2 separate regions of the Homo sapiens genome follow, and region 1 is linked to region 2. Evidence: chromatin contacts called from ENCODE POLR2A ChIA-PET data. All regions are on one chromosome and are shown on one strand. Each heading gives the region's core, a stretch centred on a gene start or an enhancer-like site at or near the end of the contact. The rest is flanking DNA. Distances are from core to core; before and after follow the strand shown. Region 1 has its middle 130 kb from the start of PRDM2. Region 2 overlaps PRDM2 (PR/SET domain 2).

What was found. ChIA-PET counts read pairs that join two places held with the same protein, here RNA polymerase II (POLR2A).
Region 1: POLR2A ChIA-PET joins it to region 2 with 11 read pairs in activated naive CD4-positive, alpha-beta T cell. The contact joins two enhancer-like sites. POLR2A ChIA-PET finds 5 or more read pairs at or near these places in 4 of 52 experiments (MCF 10A, OCI-LY7, WTC11 and 1 more).

The regions. Positions count from the first base shown.
Region 1 is chr1:13,829,616-13,836,885 of GRCh38, forward strand. No RefSeq gene overlaps it. Among named protein-coding and RNA genes, the nearest start is that of PRDM2, 130 kb to the left of the region's middle. Within about 2 kb of position 3,101, at least 2 of the 41 ENCODE cell types and tissues checked have a DNase peak (open chromatin) inside an H3K27ac peak, as active enhancers do.
Region 2 is chr1:13,755,748-13,762,322 of GRCh38, forward strand. The region is part of intron 6 of PRDM2 (PR/SET domain 2); the gene reads left to right. Among named protein-coding and RNA genes, the nearest start is that of PRDM2, 59 kb to the left of the region's middle. Within about 2 kb of position 3,529, at least 8 of the 41 ENCODE cell types and tissues checked have a DNase peak (open chromatin) inside an H3K27ac peak, as active enhancers do.

The sequences.
Region 1 (7,270 bases), core at 1,851-4,350, 73 kb after region 2:
CTCAGTCATCAGGTGGCTTCTATGCAGGGTTTGGGAGAGGGGACTGAGGGCCAGTAAGAGTCAGCATGTAGACAGATCTGAGATTGAGGATCTCCTTGCGTTTCACACCGTGACCACCTTACTTGTCTGCCCCTAGTTCTGGTCCTGGCAGCTTAGGATGCTGTGTGTGTCTTTGGACTGTGTGCACATCTCTGAATCCAATCAAGTCATTCTAAAAATGCTCCAAAGTCTTCCCATGCACTTAGAATAGAATTCAACTCCCCTTTCTGGTTTAGATGCCCCCCAGCCTCACCCTGCACCCTTCCCCACACGCCCATTGCCCTCTTCATTGCAGCCACAGTAGTCGTCTTTCTGATCCTGGGCTACATAAGCTCTCTTCTGCCACAGGGCCTTTACACAAACTAATTCCTCTGCCTGCAATGACTTTCTCTGCTTAGTCACGTGGATCTCTTCTCAGCATCCTTCCCTGAACACTTAGTCCAAAGTAGCTCATCATCTCTCATTTGGGCCTGTTGGTTTATTCTTCCCACTTATCATTACCTGAGAATTTCTAGTCTCCCGGCTTCTCCTGAATGTCATTCCTATGAGAGCAGAGGGACCACATCTGTCTTGTTCAATGCTGTATCCGGTGCCAATGACAGCACCCAGCACCTGTCAGTGGGGACCTACCTGTTAGTAGGTCCTCGGGATTCATTATGGGGCACATTGGGAGTCTTCCGTCAGAGAAATCGACCTCGGAGGAGACCTTGCTGACTCAGGGATCCAGTGCAGTTACGTGAAAATAGCTGATTTGCAGCTTCCAGGCTGGGCAGAGCACTTTGCTCAATTCTCAACCATGGCCTGCTTCTCTGTGTGGGTCTCTCTTGTCCACCTTCAGGACCAGGGGGAAAAATGAGGAAAATTTTGTTTTAAACATCACAGGTAGGGTAAGGGATGCCCATTTCCATTTGAATTTCAGATAACAAACAGATTTTAAAGTACAAATATGTCCCCAATATTGTATGGGACATATGTATGCTTAAAAAAAAAAAGTTGTTTATTTGAAATTCAAATGGAACTGAGAATTCCGTTCTGTTATTTGCTAAATCTGGCAACCCTATTCAGAGGGCCAGGCCTCTCTAAGATGCCCTTCTCTTCTTGGTCATCTTGAGGGGTTCCAGCTGGTCACTCTGAAAGCTCTCAGCCAGCCCTGGCCCTCTGCCCGGCAGTCAGGAAGCGGCTTCCTCTGCTCTTAACAGCAGCTCATGCCTTGGATGCGGAGGTCGCCAAATGTCAAGTGGGGTCCTGAGGACTCTAAAGAGTGTTCAAGTGGCTCTCGACTCCTGCCTACATCTTGGGATTGTGGCTCTGATCTTTAATTGATTCATAAAATAAAAAAAATGTTTAAATAAGCAAACTCCCTTTCTTGCCATCAGATGTGAAAGATTGCATGACAGAAAGGCAAACAAGTGACTGATTTTGGCATCAACTGGTAGGATTTTCAAACTAACATCATTCTTGGGCATCTGCAGCTGTAGGTCCCCTGCCCCTTCCCAGGGCCATGCTGGGTGAGCACTTCCAAACCAGATGTTGTGGAAATTTGGGCACTAGTGTGGTCCATATATGTCTGTCTTACCCAAGTGCTATTAGGTTCTACCAGCAGAAGGCTGAGGCTGAGAGTGGAGGGAAGGCAGGGGCCTGGCACACACCAATGCCCACCTTGAAGCCCAAGACAAGGAGGCCTCCACTATGAGCCATCTCTCCCTCTGTGACCTCTTAGGCCTGGGGTGTGCCCTAAGGAGCTCATAGCATGTGTGTCCTACCTCAGCACTGAGGCATGGGGAAATTCTTGCGTGTGATTGCTTAAACACAAAACTTTCTATTTTCTAGTTAGAAGATGTACATGGTTATTAACCCCATAAAAATAGAGAAAATCCAAAGAAATCCTGCCACTGATGGCCTTTTTTTTTTTTTTTTTTGAGATGGAGTTTCCCTCTTGTTGCCCAGGCTGGAGTGCAATGGTGCAATCTCGGCTCACTGCAGCCTCCTCCTCCCAGGTTCAAGCAATTCTCCTGCCTCAGCCTCCCAAGTAGCTGGGATTACAGGCATGTGCTACCACGACCAGCTAATTTTGTATTTTTAGTAGAGACGAGGTGTCACCATGTTGGCCAGGCTGGTCTCGAACTCCTGACCTCAGGTGATCCACCCACCTTGGCCTCCCAAAGTGCTGGGATTACAGGTGTGAGCCACCACGCCCAGTCTGATGGGTCCTTTAGTGCCTGATCCCTTAGGTTTTTATGATATAAATATTAGCAACTGGCTGTGACATCAACCTGCTGTGTGACCTCAAGAAGTTGTTGAACCTCCTCGTGCCTCAGTTTTCTCATCTATAAAGTGGGCATGATCATAGTTCCTTCCTCACAGGGTTATCAAGAAAATTGTTCGTTACATCAAAACACTTAGTGCCTGGCTTTGGATGTGAACTGTAAGCGTTAGGTATGATGTTAATCACGCTGGACTTTTAAACTTCAAGATGATTATTACTTCTACATTACCTTTAATGATGATGTTTGTAGGGGTACATAATATAGGCAGAATTTAGGTTACTTCTGTTTTCACACAGACACTGACAGTTTGGTACATATTTGCTCACACTATGATTATTTGCTGAGGGAGTGGCATGACCGTGTCGAGAGGCAGTGATAGATCAGTCTTATTGGATACACACCATGTGCCTTGCACTGGAAGTGTTTGCCTTAGGGAACCCTCTTGGAGGTGGGCTCCATTGGTGCTCCTATATTTGTGGAGGAGGAAACAGGCTTAAAGGGGTTGACCTCCCCTGAGGTCACAAATGGTGGAGCGAGCCACTGGTCTGGTTCTTGAAGGTGGAAGATGCCCCATGCTCAAATCCCAGTGGAGCATCCGCCAATGGCTGCAGCTGTCTGTGATCCAAGGCTCTTCCCTGGCCACCTAAGGCTCTGTGGTTTGCTTGATAACACTCCAGTTTCATCTCCTCTAAATTAGGGGACACTGCAAGGCTCCTGCTGGGAGAGGAGGGTAGGAGAAACTTGGAGAGTGTCCAAGAGCAAGGCCCTCCTGGCACAGGTAGGGATCCAGGTGCAAACCAGCTACCCTGAGGCCTGCTTGGCTGGGTTCCACTGTCTTGCGGAAATTACATTTTTACCAACGTGCCCTTTGTCTTCTGGGTACAGCCACGTGGAAGAGAGGCATGGGAAGGATTTGTATGCAGAGAGCAAGCATGGGCAATCTTTTCCCTTCTGGGTTGTTTGTTTGTGTTGTATTTAGATCTTTAACGGTGCACACCTAATATGAAACCAAAAAGCCTGATTTCTATGACAAGGTGCTGCCCACTGTGTCATCCTGAAGCCATGGACTTGAGGGAGAGGCTGTTGTCCAAGCAGAACAGAGGTAGAGATGATGCTGGGTGACTCAACTGGGGGCTGTGCCCACCATTCCCCATTCATTGTGCTGGGAAAGGGCCAATCATTTCTTAACATGGGCCTCCCGAGCCAGGCATTCTAGGTGGGCTTATCTGGCACCAGCTCCATGTACATCTGTTCTGCAGAGACCCTGCTGCTCCTGAAGGTCAAACCTAAATCTTGTGGCACAGCATCCCTGTGAAGGCACCTGCAGGGAGCAGGATCCTCAGGCAGGAGGAATGTGAAGAAGGGAGGGAGTGGCAGAAGGTGCCATCAGTGCTGCTGAAAAGCTGTACCTTGGATGGCCAGGGTCAGCTTTGTTTGCTTATTGTAGCTTCCCCTACACTGCCCTTTCCAAAATCATACACCTACTCACTGCTTCTGGTGGGATCTTTTCCGTGCGTGTGCAAGTTGGGAACAGGTATGTGCTCCACGCTGCACCTGCTGAGCCAGTCAGTGGTTGGGAGGGGACTCTAGTTTGACCTTTCCTGTCAACTAGATGGGGCCTGAGCTGGGTACAGCTCCTCGGGGCCTCCATCCCCTCTTCTTGACATGAGGCCTGTTCTCTGGTATGTCTCTGTCTCTTATGATCACCTTCCCTCCCTGGGTCCCCAGTGGATGCTGTCGGTCCATGCAGGAGCAGCCCCAGTGCGCAGCCCTTTTCCTTAAAAGCAGGAAGATCTTTTTAACCTGGAGAATGTGAGGTTGTGTGAACAGGAAGAGAGGGGGTGGGAAGGGCAATATGAGGGTGTCATTGTCCCCAAATGCTTACCATGTTTTCCCTCAATACAGGACCCAATGTGTGGCCTCGGGACAGAGCTATGACCTGTGGCATAGAAGATACAAGGGAACAGATTAGCCTAAGTGAAGGCTTGATTACTTTTTACTTTTTTTTTTTTTTTTTTTGAGACAGATTCTTGCTCTGTTGCCCAGGCTGGAGTGCAATGGCACGATCTCTGCTCACTGCAACCTCCACCTCCCAGGCTCAAGCGATTCTCTTGTCTCAACCTCCCCAGTAGCTGGGATGACAGGTACCCACCACCATGCCCGGCTAATTTTTGTATCTTTTTTTGTAGAGATGGGGTTTCACCATGTTGGCCAGGCTGGTGTCAAACTCCTGACCTCAGGTGATCCGCCCGCCTCGGCCTCCCAAAGTGCTAGGATTATAGGCGTGAGCCACCTCACCCAGCTTTTGATTGCTTCTCAATTTAAGAACATTTCAGGAATAGAGTCTTTATGATGGCCCCATTGAGCTTTTCCATCCTTTCCGTGTCACACTGAGGTCAGCACTATTGTACGGCCCACCTGTGACGTGGGAGGACAAAGGTTCAGAGCCAGTCCCTTGCTGGCTGCAGGATGCTGGGTGGAAGTGGGGGCTGAATGCAGGGTCCTTGGGTCTGTCTGCAGCAGTGAGGAGGGCTCAAACAGCAGCTTTGCATTTCTTTTCAGCCTTTCATGTTTTGCCAATTTTTCCTAAATTGGGCTCATTTAGCATAACGTTTTGTGAACCTCAAAAGTCTGTAACAGGTCTCAGTCAATTTAGGAAGTTTATTTCGCCAAAGTTAAGGACGTGTACCCATGACACAATCTCAGGAGGTCCTGACGACACATGCCCAAGGTAGTCCGGGCACAGCTTGGTTTTGTACATTTTAGGGAGACATGAGACATCAATCAATATATGTAAGATGAAATTGGTTTTGTCCAGAAAGGTGAGACAACTCGAAGCAAAAGCAGGACAACTTGAAGTGGGGAGCGGGCTTCCAGGTCATAGGTAGATAAGAGACAAATGGTTGTATTCTTTTAAGTTTCTGAATAGCGGTTCCAAAAGAGGCAATCAGATACGCATTTATCTCAGCTAGCAGAGAGATGACTTTGAATAGAATGAGAGGCAGGTTTGCCCTAAGCAATTCCCAGCTTGACTTTTCCCTTTACATTGATGATTTGGGGGCCCCAAGATTTATTTTTCTTTTGCAGTTTGTTGCAAATGTTTTATATCTGGGATGCATTCAACCCTATGAAAAGTGAAAGGACCTCTTGTGTAAAGGTGTGCTTGCATTCTCCGTACAGACAAATGACAAGAGCTGGATGATTGCTTTGGGGGTTAGGACGGGGACGTGAGAGAGTCTCTTCTGAATCCAGGAGGACACTTGTGGACTGGGAAAACTGTTCTTCCCATGTTCACAGCAGGAGACTGTGTCCTGGACCATCCTCCCCAGACCTTGGTAGACCTGAAGAGTCCCCTGTAGATTTAAGAACCCTTGAAACTTGCCAGAGCAAGCTGGGTGACCCCCACTCTAGAAGAGCGCTCTCCTGGAATCTCATCTGTTTGGAAGGTGGTAGCACCACATAGGCTGCTGGACAAGAGACACACGCAGCCAGCCACCCTCTGACTCTGCCCATGTGGACCAAAGTGACTGATTTGTGCTTGCACCTGCTCGTCACCCCTGTTGGAAGCAGCTGTATCCCTTGCAGGTGAGGGTAGAGGTTCAGGGATATTTGACAGTGATGGCAGAGGTGTGTTCTCTGCTGATGGAGCTGCCGCCACACCATAATCCCCAGTCCTGCCCCTACTGAAAGAGTGCTTATGCTCAGTGCTGGTTCCAGGCTTCCTGTTTGTCCCCTGCTGCACTCTGTAATGTGCTGGGCATAGGTAGGCAGCGACCTGCAATGGATGGTCGGCGCAGCTGAATGAAACGATCTGTTCTATCGGTACAAGAAGATCATCTGATGTTTTAGTGGACAACTTGTGTACTGGGGTGTACTAGTCTGCTCTGATCACCATAGTGAAATACCTTGGAGTTCTGGAAGCCTAAAATGAAAGTGTCAGAAGGCATGGTCTCTCCTGAATCCTCTCTCTTTGGCTTGCAGATGGTTGCCTTCTCACTGTGTCCTGACATGGTTTTTCTTCTGTGTGAAGACACATCCTGGTGTCTCTCCCTCTTCTTGTGTGGGGAACCTGTCCTATTGGATTAAGACCCATCTATATAATCTCATTTAACCTTAATTACTTCTTTAGAGGCCCTATCTCCAAATATGATCATATTCTGAGGTGTATTTGGGAGTTGGGATTTCAACAGATAAATTTGGAGGAGTGGGGCACGATTTAGTCTGAAACCTATGCAGGGAATTTGTCTTAGTCATTGCTTACTTAACATCATCAAACGGTCCTCTCTACCCCCACTGCCAAGGGCACACTGCCATTCCTTGCTAGGTTCACTGGTTCTAAGTGAACCAATGGGCCCTGGAATTCAGGCGACTTATCTATAAACTGTCCTACTGCATAAGTATCAGTCAGGATGTGCTGATTACGCTGCTGTAACAAACAACAGAATCTTAGTTGCTGATGATAAACGCTTAGTTCTTGCTCATAATACATGTCAATTGTGGACTGACTAGGAATACTTTCTCCTACTTGCTAACTCCAGGATCTAGACAGACAAAGTAGCTGTTTTTTTTTTTTTTTAACGTATTGTAAAAACAAACACAGGTACAGAAAACCACACAAAACAAATGTCTAGTTTGGTAAATTATAGAAACTCTCTTATAACTACCTCCAGATCAGGAAGGGAATGTTACCAGCTACTCATTCCCAATCACAGCTCCCACTTTCCCTCCAGAAGTAATTGCTGTCCTAACTTTCATGGGGATCACTTCGTTGTATTTGTTTAATTAAATTTTTTTTATTTTAGGATAATTGTAGATTTGCATGTAGTTGTAGGAAGTGTCTTACATTTCTTTGCCCATATGCTAATTGGATTGTTCACATCTAATTTAAGAAATAATACAGAGATTCTGTGTACCTTTGTCCAGCTTCCCCCAGTGGTAGCCATAATCCAACATTACAACCAGGA
Region 2 (6,575 bases), core at 2,279-4,778:
CATTATAGAGAGGAGGGTGTAGTTATTTTATTTTTCAATAAAATAACTTTTAAAGTTTATTTATTTTGTAGAGACAGGGTCTTTCTGTGTTGCCCAGGTTGGACTCGAACTCCTGAGCTCAAGCTGTCTCCCTGCCTTAGCCTCCCTAATAGCTGGTATTACAGGCTTGTACAGGGTGTAGCTTTGTATTTAAAGTTGCCTCTAAAGAATTGAGGAATTGGAGGCTGGGCGCAATGGCTCACACCTGTAATCCCAGCGCTTTGGGAGGCTGAGGCGGGTGGATCACAAGGTCAGGAGATCGAGACCATCCTGGCTAACATGGTGAAACCCTGTCTCTTCTAAAAAAAAAAAAAAAATACAAAAAAATTAGCTGGGCGTGGTGGCGGGCGCCTGTAGTCCCAGCTACTCCGGAGGCTGAGGCAGGAGAATGGCGTGAACCCGGGAGGCAGAGCTTGTAGTGAGCCGAGATTGCGCCACAGCACTCCAGCCTGGGCAACAGAGCGAGACTCCTTCTCAAAAAAAAAAAAAAAAAGAATTGAGGGCTTGGATAAATATCCCAAGAACACCATTGTGGAGGTTAAAAATAGACTTTTCTTTTAGTTAAATGTTGTATGGTGAACTGAAGCTGAAGTTTCAGGTAGACTGGCATGGTACTTTGTTGGCATTCAGATGGCTTGTTTATATTTCACATGCTGCCAAGTACAGGCCTGAAGTTTTATTTTGACCATCCATCTGGCTCAGAGTGTTTTATTAATATTCCTAATTTGGTTGAAATAGTTTAGAGGAGCTGAATGACATGGAGAAACAAAAGTTACTTGAAAATGCTATTCTCTAAGTGAAAAAGAGAAATACTGCAAGTAGCTGTTTTTCTTTTTGCCACCCAGATTAAACCAGTTTTCATACATTACAAGAGTTCTTGGATGAATTCATTTATTACAATGTATTTTGATGTGGACATATGTCATGACTTGACACTTATTTGCACATCATGTCATTATGCCATGAATTGCTCACTTCTGTTGATGGTGACAATGACAGCAGTTACACTCGTTTCTAGCATTATGTTGGTTGCTCTGTGTATACCATAGCTAATCCTCCCAATAATCCTGCGAAGTTGAGATCCATATCCTCATTTGTAGAAGAGGAAACTGATGCTCCGAGGGGTTATGTGCTTTGGCCGAGTTCACACAGGTCCTAAATAAAAGGCTCTGTCTGTCTAAATCCAGTTTTTATGCATGATGTTTCTAAGTAGGACAGTTATACTGTATAAATTGCAGTGTTTTATTTGCTTTACTAACTAGCCAAGGTGAATTTTCACTGCTCACTGTAAGAAGTGCCCACTTTAATTCTAAATACCAAGACTATGATTAAGTGAAGTGTTTGGTGTAGGAGAGACCAGTCATGGTGACACCTTCAGCTGTTTTTGCTTTGGAGATTTATGGATTGCATAGGTATATTGTATTCCTTCAAACACCCCAAATAGTTTTTAAAAACACAGATTGCATTTTTACTGCTTTCTAGCTATTGTCTTTCAAGTGTTTTTTAAATGACATATTTGTTGGTTTAAGTTTCTAATGAATATTTTCTTTCTCTTAGGTTTTATATTATTTTGGCATTAGTTTTGAAACCAAAAGAGCACAGTAAGACATTGCTTTTGCCTAACTCCCTCTGCAGTGCAGAGGATCGAGTTTAGGATTATAGAGCTCTTTCATTTTGTCTTATTGATGAGAAGCTTTAGCTGTCAGCTCTGCAGCACTGGTCTTGTGTTGAGACTGGGTTAACAGTCTGGTTGTTCCACCAATAAAAATACACATTTTAAAGTTTTCTTAAGCTGAATGTTATATAGACAATGAACATGCTTTTTAATTAATGTGTAGTCTAAAGATTAATTACAGAAACTGTAAGTGCAATTCTGATTTGTTTGTGGATATAATTGAGTTACATCATGCTTGTTAGTCTTTTCAGCTTTAGGTGGTGACATTTTGTTTTTTATTTGTTTTGCCAAAATGTTTATTTGCAGAGGTGGATAGCTTTTTTTTTTTTTTTTTTTTTTAACTTTCATTTAAGAGGAATGCACATGAACTATTTGAAGCAGTACCTTCCTAAGAGGTTTTGTTTGCTGATAAAGCTTTCCTATTCTAGCTGCTTGACTCATACCAGAGGAGAAGCATTAAAGAAGACCAGAAGGTGAAAAGAGTCACCCTAACCTATCCATGTGTGCTCTTGAATTTTCCTAAGGAGGGGCACGCGTTGATTTCCTCATTGTCTTTATCCCACAATAGATTCTTAGAATATGTATGTCTATATAAAATTTTTAAAACTGCTTGAGTTTGTAGCCAAATGTAATGTGGCTTTTTCTACTTGGAACTTTTACTGAGAGTACTTTATTTGATTGTTAAGACTTAGTAAGTCGTAGCCAGGCGCGGTGGCTCACACCTGTAATCCCAGCACTTTGAGAGGCAGAGGTGGGTGGATCGCCTGAGGTCAGGAGTTTGAGAACAGCCTGGACAACATGGTAAAACCCCGTCTCTACTAAAAATACAAAAATTAGCTGGGCGTGGTGGTGGCTGGAGCCTGTAATACTAGCTACTCGGGAGGCTGAGGCACAAGAATCGCTTGAACTTGGGAGGCGGAGGTTGCAGTGAGCCGAGATCGCACCACTGCACTCCAGCCTGGGCAGCAGAGTGAGACTTTGTCTCAAAAAAAAAAAAAAAAAAAGTAAGTAGTTAACACCCGCCCCAACCACCCAAACATACTGTAGGCAAGGCAGAACTACAGTTTGTAATCTATGCTTTCAATTTTCAAAGGTCTTTAGCATTTTTCTTTCTGTTCTAACCTGTTCTCTGAAAAATAGGAGAAGGTAACTTTGTTTAAAAGGTTAAAACTTGGTGCGTATATTAAGAAAATATCCTAAGGGATTCTGGGTAAGAGACTAGAAAATTCTCAGTGTTCTGGAGCATTTATTGTAGCTGCTTGCTATTCCTGCTTCTGTGGCCATGATCCTGAAATTTAAAAATATTTTGATGAAAGTTTTAATAATCTAGTCAACGTGTAGTTATTTTAGATGCTTATATATTAAAAGTACATACCATTTTTTATTTTTAATAGACTATTTGAATAGTTTCAGAGGCAAGAGATTTATTCTAATGAATAAGATAATGATACTGTGTGTGTGGTATATAAAAATAACAGTTTATAAGATAAGAATATAACATCTAAAATACTGCTAATTTGATACTTTTCATGACTTTCAATTTTATATGTTCTTGTTAGTTTAATCAGTGTCTGAATGATGAAAAACTAATTTCACTCTTAGTGAATTAGCTGTCTGTTACCAGTTATGGAGAGTAGCAAAGGATTGGCCGGTTAAAAAGAAAACTAATTCAGCATTGCTTAGGCTAAAATTCCCCTACCCTTTTTTTTTTTTTTTTTAAATGAAAACTACAGCGATAAACAATCTTTTTTCTTGTATTTATAAACCTACCTCTTGGGGCAGTCTTTTGTAGATTTCCTGAAACACCACATGCCAGAAAAATGAAGGCAAACTGGTTTGTTCACCCATGTTTAGAACCCCAAGACGGAATTATGTGCAATGTTTGAAGTTGCAATGCCGTTTAGAATGGGCAACAATGCAGTTTCTGAGCCTTTTGTTATTCTTTTTACCATTTGGCCTCTCAGGTTCAGTTTTCATTCTGTTGCCAGTTTGAGATGTAGGATATGCCTTTCTGGTTCTGTTGGCTACATTTTTGTCTTTCATGTTTGGGATTATCAGAGCCTGCTTCTCTGGAATAAAGAGATTACTGGCCATAAGCAGAATGTCTAAGGGCCTGTGAGAAATGAGAGTTCCTACTGTCCACCTCTTGTCTTGGTGCTTTTGCCATGACGATGTTAATGTTGGTCATAGCTGGGTCCCAAGTCTTCTAATCTTCTGTAGCAGGTTTACGCTGTGGGCAGCACCATGATGATAATAGTTGTAGTTTTGATCTTTTATATGTGGAACAATCTCCTTGACTGTTTACACACGATGGACTGTAATTTTTGTAGGATTAGCACTAATGTTGAAATTATAATTTCCCTTTGATATCCAAGAAAATAAGGAAAAAGTATCAATAATAATAATAAATATCATATGTTGTCAGTGGTCTCAATCTTGGATTTTTGGACCAGGGGTTTAAGATTCCAAATCTACTTGATTTTAGGAATTTTGTTAATTGCTAAAGGTGTGATCCACAGTGTCCTTCCCTTGTTAGGTGGGTCATGGGCTTGTTTGATAAGATCAAATTTGAGTGGTAAGCTTAATACCTATTTTTAGTTATTATAAATCCAGGAATTCAGGATAGAAGATAATGTAAATTACTGTTTGTATGCCAAGATAAAATTTGGGGTTGTAGTAGAGTGCAGAAAATATTAAATCAAGAAAAAGTGATACTTACTCAATTTCTGTCTGACCCTTTTAAGTTTTAAAGACAGGATCCTATAAATCTCATGGGTGATTGTCAGAAAGTACATGGAATTGGTGAACTTTGTTTTCATAGCAAATGATTCTTGTGCTTCCCCCTACCTTCAGTTTCTATGCTAAGCACATTAAAAAAAAAACCTGCCTAAAAATTTTTTTTAGTGGGTGGGAATATACTGCTTGGGCTTCAGTGTTGCTTTTGCATTAGATGCAGATTGATCAGTACTTTGAAAATGGATAGCTTGTTTAAAATGAGCCTGGAGTGTGCGTGTATGTTGGCTGGAGGGGAGAGGGGGAAAGTTGCTGACCCAGCTATACCTTGAGTGTTAGGAGATGTGCAGCATGCAGAATTTATTGTGATACACCAGAACATAGCTTTGGAATTAAGAGACCAGATTCACATACCAGCTGCACCAGTTAATTGCATTGTGACTTCGGATGGGTTACTCTCCATGTTTTGGTCCTTAATTTTTCTGTCTATAAAATGGGAATATGAGCTACCTACCCTACAAGGTTGCTGTGAGCATTAAGTGAGAACATTATAGGAACATTCCTGGCACACCAACCTTTGGTTCATCCCATTGTAATGGTGGGCACCAGCAAAATACATTCTGTGGTAACTGCCGTTCTCTGGCCGGTTGGCACACTTCTAAAAAAAAAAAAAAATGAGCAGTTTCACCATCTTGTGTAACAAGTTCTCTTAAAATCCATATATTTTCCTTTTGCATCGTGGAGTGAATTAAGTGGGTTTCAAATTAGTTAAGAGTAAAGGGCCTGTTTGGATCTGCACCTAAATAGCTACATCGTGGCACTAAGGAATTCTTCATGTGCAAGAAACCTGCTTCTCTCTTAAAAGCTGTCTTGTTTCACTGTTAACCAAACGAGGACACCTGTGGTGACATAGGTTGGTGCATTAGGTAACTCTTGGAATTTGATTTGTTCCATTTGCCTGGGCAGAAGCAAACACGTCTCACTGTTTGCTCGTCTTACCTTTATGTGGTCCAAAGCACTCATGACAGTTATAAGAGGATTTTATGTGAATGAATTTTTCTTAACATTTTCTTAGGTATTAAATTATCAGACAGCCCTGAAAGTAATTGTGTGGGAGCAGTTTCAGGGCTGTATATGACAAATTTTTTTTTACAGTCTTTCTGGGTGTGAAATCAGGAAAAAAACAAATGGACGAAAGGACAGTTTTCTTAGAAGGTGCTAATTAATTTGACGATACCAGTTTTCCGGGAAGAAATGTCCCGATGATCTGTGCAGCATCTTGACTGGGCTTTCTGAGGAGTTGGAGTTCTTTTTCAGCAGTCGCACAGGTACATTCCTTCTGTTGATACACAATGCTTGTACAAACTCACAGCTTAACTTTGTAATAACACAGGAGTCCCTGACCCCCAGTGTTGTCTACCAAATGTTGTGTTTACGTCCGTTTGTGACTGGGGAGAAGGGCCTTAGGTGTTACTTGATACTCAGAAGTCTCCTCTCCGAAAGATTAAGAACCACCACAGTGAACCAGTATGTTCAGTTTTCAAACTCAAGCAGAGACAGTTAGGAGCAATAAAATCAGTAGGTTACAGACTTTAAAAATGAAATACACTCACAGCTTACACTGTTAGAGCATTAGTATATACTGATGTGGACATGAGTGAGTGAGTGACAGAATTCTCTCTAACTTCTGTCTTCATTGGACTTGTACATTTTTATAATAATATCTGGGTGGGATCCTGTGAATCAGCGGAGAACAAATGAACAAAACAAATGGATGAATTAGGAATTGTTAGTGGAAGCAGAACGCCATTGTCTTCATATGAAGGAACATATGCCGACAATTTAGATTTGTAGGCGTGCACTTTCTGTAATTTGTTTAGTAGCATCTGTGGATACTCCTTACAATCGATTCCATTTATTGAGTCTGTGCCAGGCACTGTGTGGCATTCGTTTTGTGCATTACCTCATTTACTTCTCTTTGACAACAGTATCCGATCAGTATTACCAGTATATATCAGAGCTGGTTCCCATCTGCCTCGAATGGGATTATTTCTTGTTAATCAAATCATGGCCCAAGGGCTGCGCAGCAGTGTTTCATGCTATTTCACTTTTATGGGTATCTGTTTTT